2 separate regions of the Homo sapiens genome follow, and region 2 is linked to region 1. A link is an interaction called in ENCODE POLR2A ChIA-PET data of the cell type or tissue named here. Cell type or tissue: K562. All regions are shown on one strand. Each heading gives the region's core, and the rest is flanking DNA. Links, peaks and the distances in the headings are about the cores only.

Evidence for each region. ChIA-PET counts read pairs that join two places held together with the same protein. Peaks named below come from ENCODE experiments on the same cell type or tissue, not always from the same donor. Only the 100,000 strongest peaks of a DNase experiment are listed, where the experiment ranks them.
Region 2: POLR2A ChIA-PET joins it to region 1 with 6 read pairs; 2 of 35 experiments call an interaction of 5 or more read pairs at or near these places.

The regions. Positions count from the first base shown.
Region 1 is chr22:50,078,886-50,084,249 of GRCh38, forward strand. It overlaps MLC1 (modulator of VRAC current 1), which reads right to left. Exons shown (of 12, transcript NM_015166.4): 3 at 4,199-4,288; 4 at 1,459-1,512; 5 at 1,033-1,134. Among named protein-coding and RNA genes, the nearest start is that of MLC1, 3.9 kb to the right of the region's middle. RefSeq lists a silencer at 4,175-4,469. In K562, for the core only: no CTCF peak of the experiment used is centred there; a DNase peak (open chromatin) is centred at 4,406.
Region 2 is chr22:50,640,020-50,645,383 of GRCh38, forward strand. No RefSeq gene overlaps it. Among named protein-coding and RNA genes, the nearest start is that of ARSA, 15 kb to the left of the region's middle. RefSeq lists enhancers at 1,484-2,047, 2,048-2,612, 3,334-3,835, 3,836-4,335. In K562, for the core only: CTCF peaks have their summits at 1,909 and 2,523 (motif pointing left); a DNase peak (open chromatin) is centred at 2,522; H3K27me3 peaks cover 3,203 bases.

The DNA.
Region 1 (5,364 bases), core at 67-5,066:
TCCCAGGGCCAGCCGACAGCTACAGTGAGTAACTTGCCTCTGAGCAGTTCAGATACAAGCCACTGACCCAGGGACCACACCCCATCTGCTCTCCGTCTTAATAAAGAAGCGTCACAGGCCGGGCGCGGTGGCTCATACCTGTAATCCCAGCACTATGGGAGGCCGAGGTGGATGGATCACCTGAGGTCAGGAGTACAAGGCCAGCCTGGCCAACATGGTGAAACCTTGTCTGTACTAAAAATACAAAAATTAGCCGAGTGTGGTGGCACACGCCTGTAATCCCAGCTACTCCAGAGGCTGAGGCAGGAGAATTGCTTGAACCCGGGAGGTAGAGGTTGCAGTGAGCCGAGATGGCGCCACTACACTCCAGCCTGGGCGACAGAGCGAGATTCCTTCTCAAAAACAAAACAAAACAAAACAAAAAGGCAGTGTGGGTGTTCCCACTGGGTCCTCCTGTGTCTGCTCATTTTTCCTGCCCAACGAGAGTGGCCAGGACATACTCAAGCCTCCTCCAGCTTTCCCCAATCATCAAGTGCATTCCACATGTCACACAAAGCAGGAGGCCCTCCTTGCAGTATCTCGGATGAGGTCCTGGTTTCCTTTGGGATTTTTGTCTTTTTTTTTTTTTTTTTTTTTTTGAGACGGAGTCTTGCTCTGTCTTCCAGGCTGGAGTGCAGTGGCGCCATCTCGGCTCCCACAACCTCTGCCCCCTACAATTTCACATTTTTGTTTAGAGGTGCATTGAACAACTGTCTTACACAGATTGGATGAAACATAGTATTATGTCACTGTTAATTTTTAAGGACTGTTGGAAAAGACATTGTTTACCAATAAATCTGTCCCGCAGAATCACGAGACTTCAATAAAGACAATTATTTTCTTTGGATGCATAAATCTCTCAACTTTAGTCAAACTCACGAGCTGTGAATAACATTTACCACCTATTTCCAGCTCAACAAACATTTGCTGACACCATTCGTGGGAGTGGGGCTGTGGGTGTCAGGCGTCTGCGCGAAGCTCGTGTGAACTCACGTTTATTGCTGATGGGTTCAGGACTAGTTTGCATCCAAACCAAATTAAACACGTAGTGGTCACAGCAAACGTGGAAACAAACAATATCTGAAAGTTGGGAATCTGAAAAACAAGGCAGGAGGGGTTTTCCTTCTTTGAATAATAAAAGAAAAAAGGTAACAGATAAACCACACTTCAGGCCATTCACTAAAAATTATCCTGATTAGGACATAATGGTGGGGAGTCCTGCGTGCTCAGCCCGCTCTCCCCTCTGTGCGGCAAAGGCTGGGCTGGGCAGGAGCTTTACTGTCTGGGGGGCAACCTCGGGGGCCCCTCTCGGTGCCACAACGTCTGTGCGTGGGCACACACACAAGCACACATGGGCACACTGTCTGTCAGCCCCTCCGGCTTTCTCCCTGGCAGAGGCTGCCTGCAAGCTAGACTCACCACATTGGCGTTCCTCCTGGAGACGGTGAAGCTCACAATTGCCGAGGGGATGCACTGGAATGAAACCGGAATCCCATGAGCCTGCCGCTCACCTGAGCAACTGAGACTCTGAAATACTCTAACATTTGCGCTTCCAGAAGGATCTGAATCATATTCACAAAACAGTGTTGCCAGTCCATGCAACACAGTGGGTTGGCTTGACTAGAAGGCCCCCAGGTACTTCTCAGTTTTAATTTTTTCTTGAGATGGGGTCTCACTCTGTTGCCCAAGCTGATCTTAACTTTGGGCTCAAATGATCTGTTCACCTCAGCTTCCCAAAGCCCTGCGATTACAGGCATGAGCCGCTGCGCCCAACCCCCAGGTACTTCAAAATAATTTATTCTGAAAGAAGTTTTTATTTTTCTGATGTGCTAAAAAGATATTTGTTAATGAAGGCTCTTCTAGCTGGATAAGCTTTGAAGCCTAGAATGTAACTCACGCAGGCACAAGACCTGGTCTTTGCTGAAAATTACCCAAAAAAGGAAAAAGTATCAGCCGGGTGCAGTGGCTCACACCTCTAGTCCCAACTACTCCGGAGGCTGAGCTGGGAGGATCTCTTGAGCCCAGGAGTTCGAGGCTGCAGTGAGCTGTGAATACTCGGTGATAGAGTGAGACCTTGTCTCAAAAAAAGAAAGAAAGAAAGAAAGAAAGAAAGAAAGAAAGAAAGAAAGAAAGAGGAGGTCTGGTGCAGTGGCTCACACCTGTAATCCCAGTACTTTGGGAGGCTGAGGCGGGTGGATCAGAGTCAGGAGTTTGAGACCAGCCTGGCCAACATAGTGAAACCCCATCTCTACTAAAAATACAAAAAAAATTAGCTGGGCGTGGTGGCGGGTGCCTGTAGTCCCAGCTACTCAGGAGGCTGAGGCAGGAGAATTGCTTGAACCCAGGAGGTGGAGGTTGCAGTGAGCAGAGACGGCGCCATTGCACTCCAGCCTGTGTGACAGAGCAAGACTCCGTCAAAGAAAGAAAGAAAGAAAAAAAGAAAGAAAGAAAGAGGAAGGAAGGAGCAAAGGAAGTAGCAAGACTCTGCATGTGAGGGAGGCAGAAAGGAGTCCCACAGCCTTCTTGTCCTCAGCCTTCTTGTCCCCACAGGGCCACACCAAGGCTAGGAGTCCAGGGCCAGGGAGGGAGGTTGGGACGTCAGGGACAGGGAGGTGGATGGAGTCGGGCCAGCCCAGGCCTGTGGCCCTTGCCGTGCAGGGCCTTGCTCCTGCAGCCATGGGACCCCGGGCCCTGAGTCGGGGGTGCAGGCCCTGAGGGGCTGAGCACAGCAGTGCTGGGTGAGGAGGCAGAAGAAGCCCCGTCGGGGCCTGAGCGAGGGGCAGAGCTAGGGCCAGGACAGCCAGGCTCAGCTCAGCACCCACTCAGGTGCCACGAGGGCCCAGGGTAGAGAAGAAAGGCCGGGGGCAGGGCCGAGTGGGGCCAAGGCTGGGCGGGGGTGGGCACTTGCCCATATCCGGCAGCCGCTGAGGCTGAAGGGGCACAGCTCACAGCTCCACTGGGACAAGGGCGGCTCCCATGGTGAGGATAAAGGCCACGGAGAAGCTTCCAGAGAGGGCAGCAGAGTGGGACGGGTCACCTGCCCCAAAGGGCTTTGTTCTAAGGGAGCAGAGACCCAGGACAGCACGGGGCGGGGCATCCACTTTGTTTTTAAGACATTTCGGGGGCGCTGCTGGGGACAGTCACCAACAGTGTCCCTAGAGAAAGGGCAGGGGCCAGAGACCCAGCAGGCATGTGGAAGCGAGAGGAGGGGAGAGCTCGGGACCAGCTGAAGCAGGAGGGGCGTGGGGTCCGCGGCTTGCGGGCCAGAGGGGCATGGGGTCCGCGGCTTGCGGGCCAGAGGGGCATGGGGTGCGCGGCTTGCGGGCCAGAGGGGCATGGGGTCCATGGCTTGCGGGCCAGAGCCCAGGGGTCAGCCAGCATGGTGCTCTAGCTGCCGGGACGCTGGGGAGGCAGTGGCCGGGGTTCACAGAGGACCAGGGGACAGCGGTTGTCTGTCCTCCCTTGCTCTGAGGATCAGTGGGTGCCTCCACCGGCCTTGGCACTGTGTAAGTTTCTAAAAACACAACATGAAGCTTTGGGAGGATGTGGGGCACAGGTCCCAGTCCCCTGAGGGCAGATGCTGCCAGCTCTGGCAGGACGCAGCCGCAGGCTCAGAATCAACACGCAATTCCCTGCACAGGCGTCTGCAGAGCAAGGTTCAGGCCTGCTTCATCAGTAATTCTCAAAGGTGATGAACTCTACGTGAAACTAAAGTCATATGAAGAGTTTTTTGTTTTTTTCTTGTTGTTGTTGTTTTGAGACGAAGTTTCACTCTCATTGCCCAGGCTGGAGTGCAGTGGCACAATCTGGGCTCACTGCAACCTCCGCCTCCCAGGTTCAAGCGATTCTCCTGCCTCAGCCTCCTGAGTAGCTGGGAGTACAGGCACCCACCACCGCGCCCAGCTAATTTTTGTATTTTTAGTAGAGATGGGGTTTGTCCATGTTGGTCAGACTGGTCTCAAACACCTGACCTCAGGTGATCCACCCACCTCCACCCCTCAAAGTGCTGGCATGACAGCCATGAGCCACTGTGCCCGGCCCATATGAAGAGGTTTGAATGAGGTACAGGTGACAGAAACCTGCACATCTCAGAACAAAGAAACCAGAGCACGTGCCGGCGAGCTTGGGCACTGGCAGAGGCGTGGAGGAAGCTGCTTACAGAGCCTGCAGCACAGCGCAAGTAATCCATCTCAGCCGGGAACACGTTCCCCAGGTACAGCGAAAACCCCGAGGTCACCAGGAGGCAGCTCTGCAAGACAGCGACAGAATCCCAGGTTACAACGCGCCCCGTCCCCAGGCTGGACCCTGACCCTTCAACTTCTGCTTCACTGTCTGTGTATTGGTGACTCACCCACGTCCCCCAGCATCAACCACACCCGCACCTGGGACCCGCCCATCCTGGACTCCTCCTGTAGGACAGACGCAGCCCCGCCGCAGCCCAGGACATGGACCAGCCTCCCCCAGCCATGTCGGAGCATGGACCCCCCACGCTGTTATCTGGAGGAGAGAAGAAAGGGGATCTGCCAATATTTAGAGCAAGGAATGGCACCTCTCCCCACAAAATACTCCTGCCCCAACATGTTGTGCGTGCAGTCTTCCAGATCCCACACCCAGGTCCAGACACGAGACTGGAAAACAACTGCCCATCCCCCTCCGTCTGCAGAACCTAATTTCCAGATCTGGAAGAAGATCCCTCCAGGCAGGGGCTCCAGGCCCAGGGGCTCCTGAGCAGGGAAGACCCTAGCAGGAGGCAGGGAGGGTGCTCTCTCTCACGCACAGCACTGCAGGGGTGCGGTGGGGAGGGGGCTCTCTCTCACGCACAGCACCCCCGGGGTGAGTCTGAGGGGAGTCAGTATCAAAGGTCACTGGGACCCAGGGTCCTGGCAGAGGAAGCGAGGTCTGGGGCAGAGGGGATCTGGCCTGGGCGGGGGAGGGGCTGCGACCAAGTCCAGGGCACCAGGTGGAGGAGGGCAGAGCCCGGAGATGGCCACCACCACCCGGGAGCCGCCTCTGTCCCCAGCTCCGAGGCAGACGCCTGTCTTGGTGGGGCATGCTCAGGCCACGGGAGGTGGGCAGGACCACTGTGGGTGCTGCAGGGGCTGCCGGCGGAGGCCAGGGCACAGGGAGGGGAGAAATCACAGCCTGGATCTCATTCTCAGCCCAAGCTACACGGAACCGGGGGTCCCTGCATAGAGGCCTGTCCTGCAGCATGGCTCTGAGCAGCTGCACACACTCAGGCCCAAGTGGCTCCTCCAATCATCTCTGTGCCCACGACTGTGCAGGGAATGGCCAGGACCCCAGGGAAATCCCTCGGACATCTGGCGC
Region 2 (5,364 bases), core at 278-5,277, 560 kb after region 1:
TCTCTCAGGGCTGCTACCTGTGAGGTTTCATCTGTAGAACAAGGCCACCTTTGCTAGCCAGGCCTCCTCTGCTCTCCCTCCTGTAACCGGTCTTGCCACTGGTCACCTGATTTTCCACCATAAACTGTGGCCATACTTTGAGCCCATGTTCTTTCTGTAACCTCAAGATGGTATATAAGCTTCCGAACCCCATTGGGAGGTTGGGGTCATCACTCTGGTTCTCCCTGTGTGCATGAATAAATCTGTATGCCTTTTCTCTTACTTTGTCAGTTGATTTTCCGTGAATCTCCTGAGGGCAGAGGGCAAGTTTTCCCTTGGCCTCTATAGTCTCCAGTTTGTTTAACAGTCAAATGGAAATGACAGACGCGTACTGAACGTTGACCTAAAAGAAAGAAGCTGAAGCAACATTAACATGAGCGGAGGGTTTATTTGGGCCAAGCTTGAGGATTGCAACCTGGGAGCAGAGATTCTATTTGCCCTGAATATACACTCTGATTGGCAACAGTTACAGTAGTTTTTCGAAGGAAAAGAGGTGGCTGGGCGCGGTGGCTCACGCTTGTAATCCCAGCACTTTGGGAGGCCAAGGCGGGTGGATCACTTGAGGTCAGGAGTTCGAGACCAGCTGGGCCAACATGGCGAAACCCTGTCTCTACTAAAAATACAAAAATTAGCCAGGTGTGGTGGCGTGTACCTGTAATCTCAGCTACTTGGGAGGTTGAGGCAGGAGAATTGCTTGAACCTGGGAAGTGGAGGTTGCAGTGAGCCGAGATTGCGCCATTGCACTCCAGCCTGGGTGCCAGAGTGAGACTCCGTCTCAAAAACAAAACAGAAAAAACAAAAACAGATAACATTGGCTATACATTGTTCTTTCTTTTTGAGACAGAGTCTCGCTGTGTTGCCCAGCCTGGAGTGCTCACTGTGCCCTCCGCCTCCCGGGCTCAAGTGATTTCCTGTGCCTCAGCCTCCTGAGTAGCTGGGATTTACCGGTGTGAGCCATCATACCCGGCCTACATTGTTCGTTGTGTCACAAATTCCAAGAACATGAAGATAATGGTGAGGCAGCTGGTCTGGAACAAAGCGTCCTGAAACAATTGTCCCCAGCCATTTTTGCAGAAGTGTGGGATTACTGAGGCCCCACACTCATCCCTCTTGGCCGTACACCCCGCCTAGTTCCGACTCTGCTCTGAGCTACTTCTTTTTCTCATCAGTGTAAGAGAGAGCCCCAGAGGGGGCTTCGGTGAGGATTTTATTCTGTGTGGCTGAGGGCCCCAAGGTTGCTGTAGTAATTGGGCCCTGCCAGGGTATCCCTCTCCATAGCCCCTGCCCTGAACAGTTTCCACTGCAGGTGTCCCCAGGACAGCTCCCTCAGGGTGGCCCCTCCTAGGGTGGCTCCCCAGGGCAGCTCCTTGACCTTGCGTTTCTCCACAAGCTCAGGTTGCCCCTCGGGGAGGAGCAGGACCTGGTCTCCTGATGGGAAGCGCTTTCCCTGGTCACTGACCCTGCAGCCAGTGGGAAGGTGGACAGGGCTCTGGAAGAGCCTCTGGGGACCAGGGTGAGGGTTCAGGACTCGACTTCCACTGAAGCCCAGCTGTGTGTGGGGAGCTGGCATTTTCCTGAGGAAACATGAAAGCTCCAAGATAGAGGCCATGTGGGAGCAAAGTTTGAAGGGACTCCCAGAGATGGGGTGGGAAGGGGCTGGGCTTGAGGCTGCTGCTGACCTTGTGGAGAGCAGGAGGTGCCAGTCTCTGCCAGCGAGCCCCTTGATGTTACATTCCAGTGTGGTGTCTGTGCCTGTGTGTGGCGGGGCTGGGGGCAGGGGTGCGCTGCTGGTGCTTCCATCTGGAGCCAGAACAGAAAGCTGCTCGGTGGCCCAGAAATCTTTGAACCTGTAATTGGAGCTATCGCAGCTGGTTGGCGCTGTGAATTGGAGTTTAAAAGGAGACAATCAAAGGCACTTTATTCTCTTTCAACTGGAAGCTGGGAACTACCCCAGGACCGGCCCCTTCTTCCCGAGAAGAGCCTGCTTAGGGTTGTAGTGTTACGCAAATGGTGGCCCCTTCCCCCTGGGCTCTGGAGGCCGCTCAGGGGTTGCCCACGTGACAGCTGCCTCGGCCCAGCCCTGACCTCCCGGCCTGGAGGAGGGGATGTGTGTGCTGCCAGCTATGTTTGTTCAAAGCCAAGCTCTGCAGGCCATCCTGCCTTTTGGAGATGTGAGTTCTTTTTCTGCATTGACAGAGCCCCAATTGGAGGCAGCCTGCTGGGGTTCGGGAAGTGGCTCTGGACGCCTGGGGCATTGCTAATTTGGGACTAACACCCACAGTCAGGAGAGGGCCTTGAAATGAGGGGCATGGGTCTTGTCTTTTTGCACCTTGGACAAGGGATGGAAGAAGCCTCTGCATGGGGAGGGTGGGGAGTTGAGCTGCTTCAGCGGGAACACGTGGCCTGAGTGGAGGGATTCTGCAGCAGTTCATGAGACCTGCTGACATGGGGATCCACCTTAGGCCCCCTGGTGGCCTTCATCTTCCCCACCCCTGTGGGCCTGCTCCATCCTTGTCCCATCAACCACCTTGAGGCCCTCTGGTTGGTCCCAACTCTGAAAGGGCTCTGCTGGTCCCAGCTGGGCAGATACATGACCTGGCCAAGGGGGTGGCAGGTACTGACTGGGAGGTTCTTGTGGAACCCACTGGCAGGGAGAGGAAGGCAGGAGGTTCCCAGAAAGAGGGGCAGCCCTTTTTTTTTTTTTTTTTGAGACGGAGTCTCGCTGCGTCGTCCAGGCTGGCTGGAGTGCAGTGGCGTGATCTCGGCTCAATGCAAGCTCCGCCTCCCGGGTTCACGCCATTCTCCTGCCTCAGCCTCCTGAGTAGCTGGGACTACGGGAGCCCGCTACCACGCCTCGCTAATTTTTTAATATTTTTTTAGTAGAGATGGGGTTTCACCGTGTTAGCCGGGGTGGTCTCAATCTCCTGACCTTGTGATCCGCCCACCTCGGCCTCCCAAAGTGCTGGGATTACAGGCGTGAGCCACTGCGCCCGGCTTGGGGGCACAGTCTTGAGCAGATGAGGACGGAATCCACTGCCCACAAGAACCGTGGCAGGTGTGAGGTAGCTGCTGTGTGGCAATGAAAGCTTCTCTGCTTGGGCAGACGGCAGCTCCTGAACCTTCTCCGGAGCCCATCTGTGCACTTCCTTGTAAAATCCAGTTTTAGTAAGGACCTGATCACCCTTTATGTAACCACCCAGTGAGTTCACTTTGCCCGCTGCCTGCACAGAGCCGATTTATCAAGACAGGGGAATTGCAATAGAGAAAGAGTAATTCACGCAGAGCCGGCTGTATGGGAGACCAGAGTTTTATTATTACTCAAATCAGTCTCCCCGAGCATTCGGGGAGCAGAGTTTTTGAGGGTAATTTGGTGAGTGGGGGAAGGCCAGTGAGTTGAGAATGCTGATTGGTTGGGTTGGAGACAAAATCATGGGGAGCCGAAGCTGTCCTCTTGTGCCGAGTCAGCTGCTGGGTTGAGGCCACAGGATCAGATGAGCCAGTTTATGGATCTGGGTGGTGCCAACTGATGCATCAAGCGCAGGGTCTGCAAATACCTCAAGCGCTGATCTTAGGAGCAGTTTAGGGAGGGTCAGAATCTGCACTGATCTTAGGAGCAGTTTAGGGAGGATCAGAATCTGCACTGATCTTAGGAGCAGTGTAGGGAGGGTCAGAATCTGCACTGATCTTACTTAGGAGCAGTTTAGGGAGGATCAGAATCTGCACTGATCTTAGGAGCAGTGTAGGGAGGATCAGAATCTGCACTGATCTTAGGAGCAGTTTAGGGAGGGTCAGAATCTGCACTGATCTTAGGAGCAGTTTAGGGAGGGTCAGAATCTGCACTGATCTTAGGAGCAGTGTAGGGAGGGTCAGAATCTGCACTGATCTTAGGAGCAGTTTAGGGAGGGTCAGAATCTGCGCTGTTCTTACTTAGGAGCAGTTTAGGGAGGATCAGAATCTGCGCTGTTCTTACTTAGGAGCAGTTTAGGGAGGATCAGAATCTGCGCTGATCTTACTTAGGAGCAGTTTAGGGAGGATCAGAATCTGCGCTGATCTTACTTAGGAGCAGTTTAGGGAGGATCAGAATCTGCACTGATCTTACTTAGGAGCAGTTTAGGGAGGATCAGAATGTGCACTGATCTTACTTAGGAGCAGTTTAGGGAGGATCAGAATCTGCACTGATCTTACTTAGGAGCAGTTTAGGGAGGATCAGAATCTGCACTGTTCTTACTTAGGAGCAGTTTAGGGAAGATCAGAATCTTGCAGCCTCCAGCAGCATGACTCCTAAACCATAATTTGTAATCTTGTGGCTAATTTGTTAGTCCTATAAAGGCAGACTAGTCCGCAGGGAAGAAAGAGGTTTGTTTGGGGAAAGGGCTGTTCATCTTTGTTTTAAACTGTCAACTATAAACCAAGCTCCTCCCAAAGTTAGTTCAACCTGCGCCCATGGAGGAACAAGCATGGCTTAAAGGCTAGAAGCAGGATGGAGCTGGTTAGATGTTAGATGTTAGATCTCCTTCACTGCTTCAGTCGCAGTTTTGCAAAGGCGGTTGCAATCATATCTGGTCAGGTTCCTCACCCTCCACCACCTGGCAGGTGATGTTGGTCACTCTGGCCTGTCCTCAGCAAGAATCCTCTTCACACCTGATGCTTTCCCTTAGTACATTAACATCTCCTGCCCCCACCCTGCTCCTTGGCTATAAACTCCCAGTTACCCAGGCTGTATTTGGGTTTGAGTCCAGTCTTTCTCCCCCGCTGCCAATTCCCCTTCCAGTGGTCTCTATACCTCTGGTGATGGTCCTGAATGAAGTGTGCCTGACTGTGCTTTAACAAGGGTCATTGAGTCACTTTTGTCTCTGATATAGTGCCCTCAAGCTGTCTGCCCAGGCTGGCTGCAGGCATCCTCCAGCCTCCGGCCACTGAGCTTGCTGTTTCCCCAACCTGGAATCCTGCTCCCTGGACTCCTTCATGCCCACCACTGTGGCATTCTCTCAGGAGGGCAGCCTGGTCCCCAAGCTCTCTCTCCCACTCCTGTGCCCAGGCATGAGCTTGTGAAAGGAAAATAAATCTTGGGGCCCCAGAATCACTAAGCTAAAGGGAAGAGTCAAGCTAGGAACTGCTTAGGGCAAACCTGCCTCCCATTGTATCCAAAGTCACCCGTCTGCTCACTGAGATAGATGTATATCTGATCTACTTATGACCTGGGAGTCCCCTCCCTGCTTCCAGTTGTCCCGCCTTTCTGAACCAAAGCAATGTTCGTCTTACGTATGTTCATTGATGTCTTGTGTCTCCCTAAAATGTATAAAACAAAACTGTGTTCTGACCACC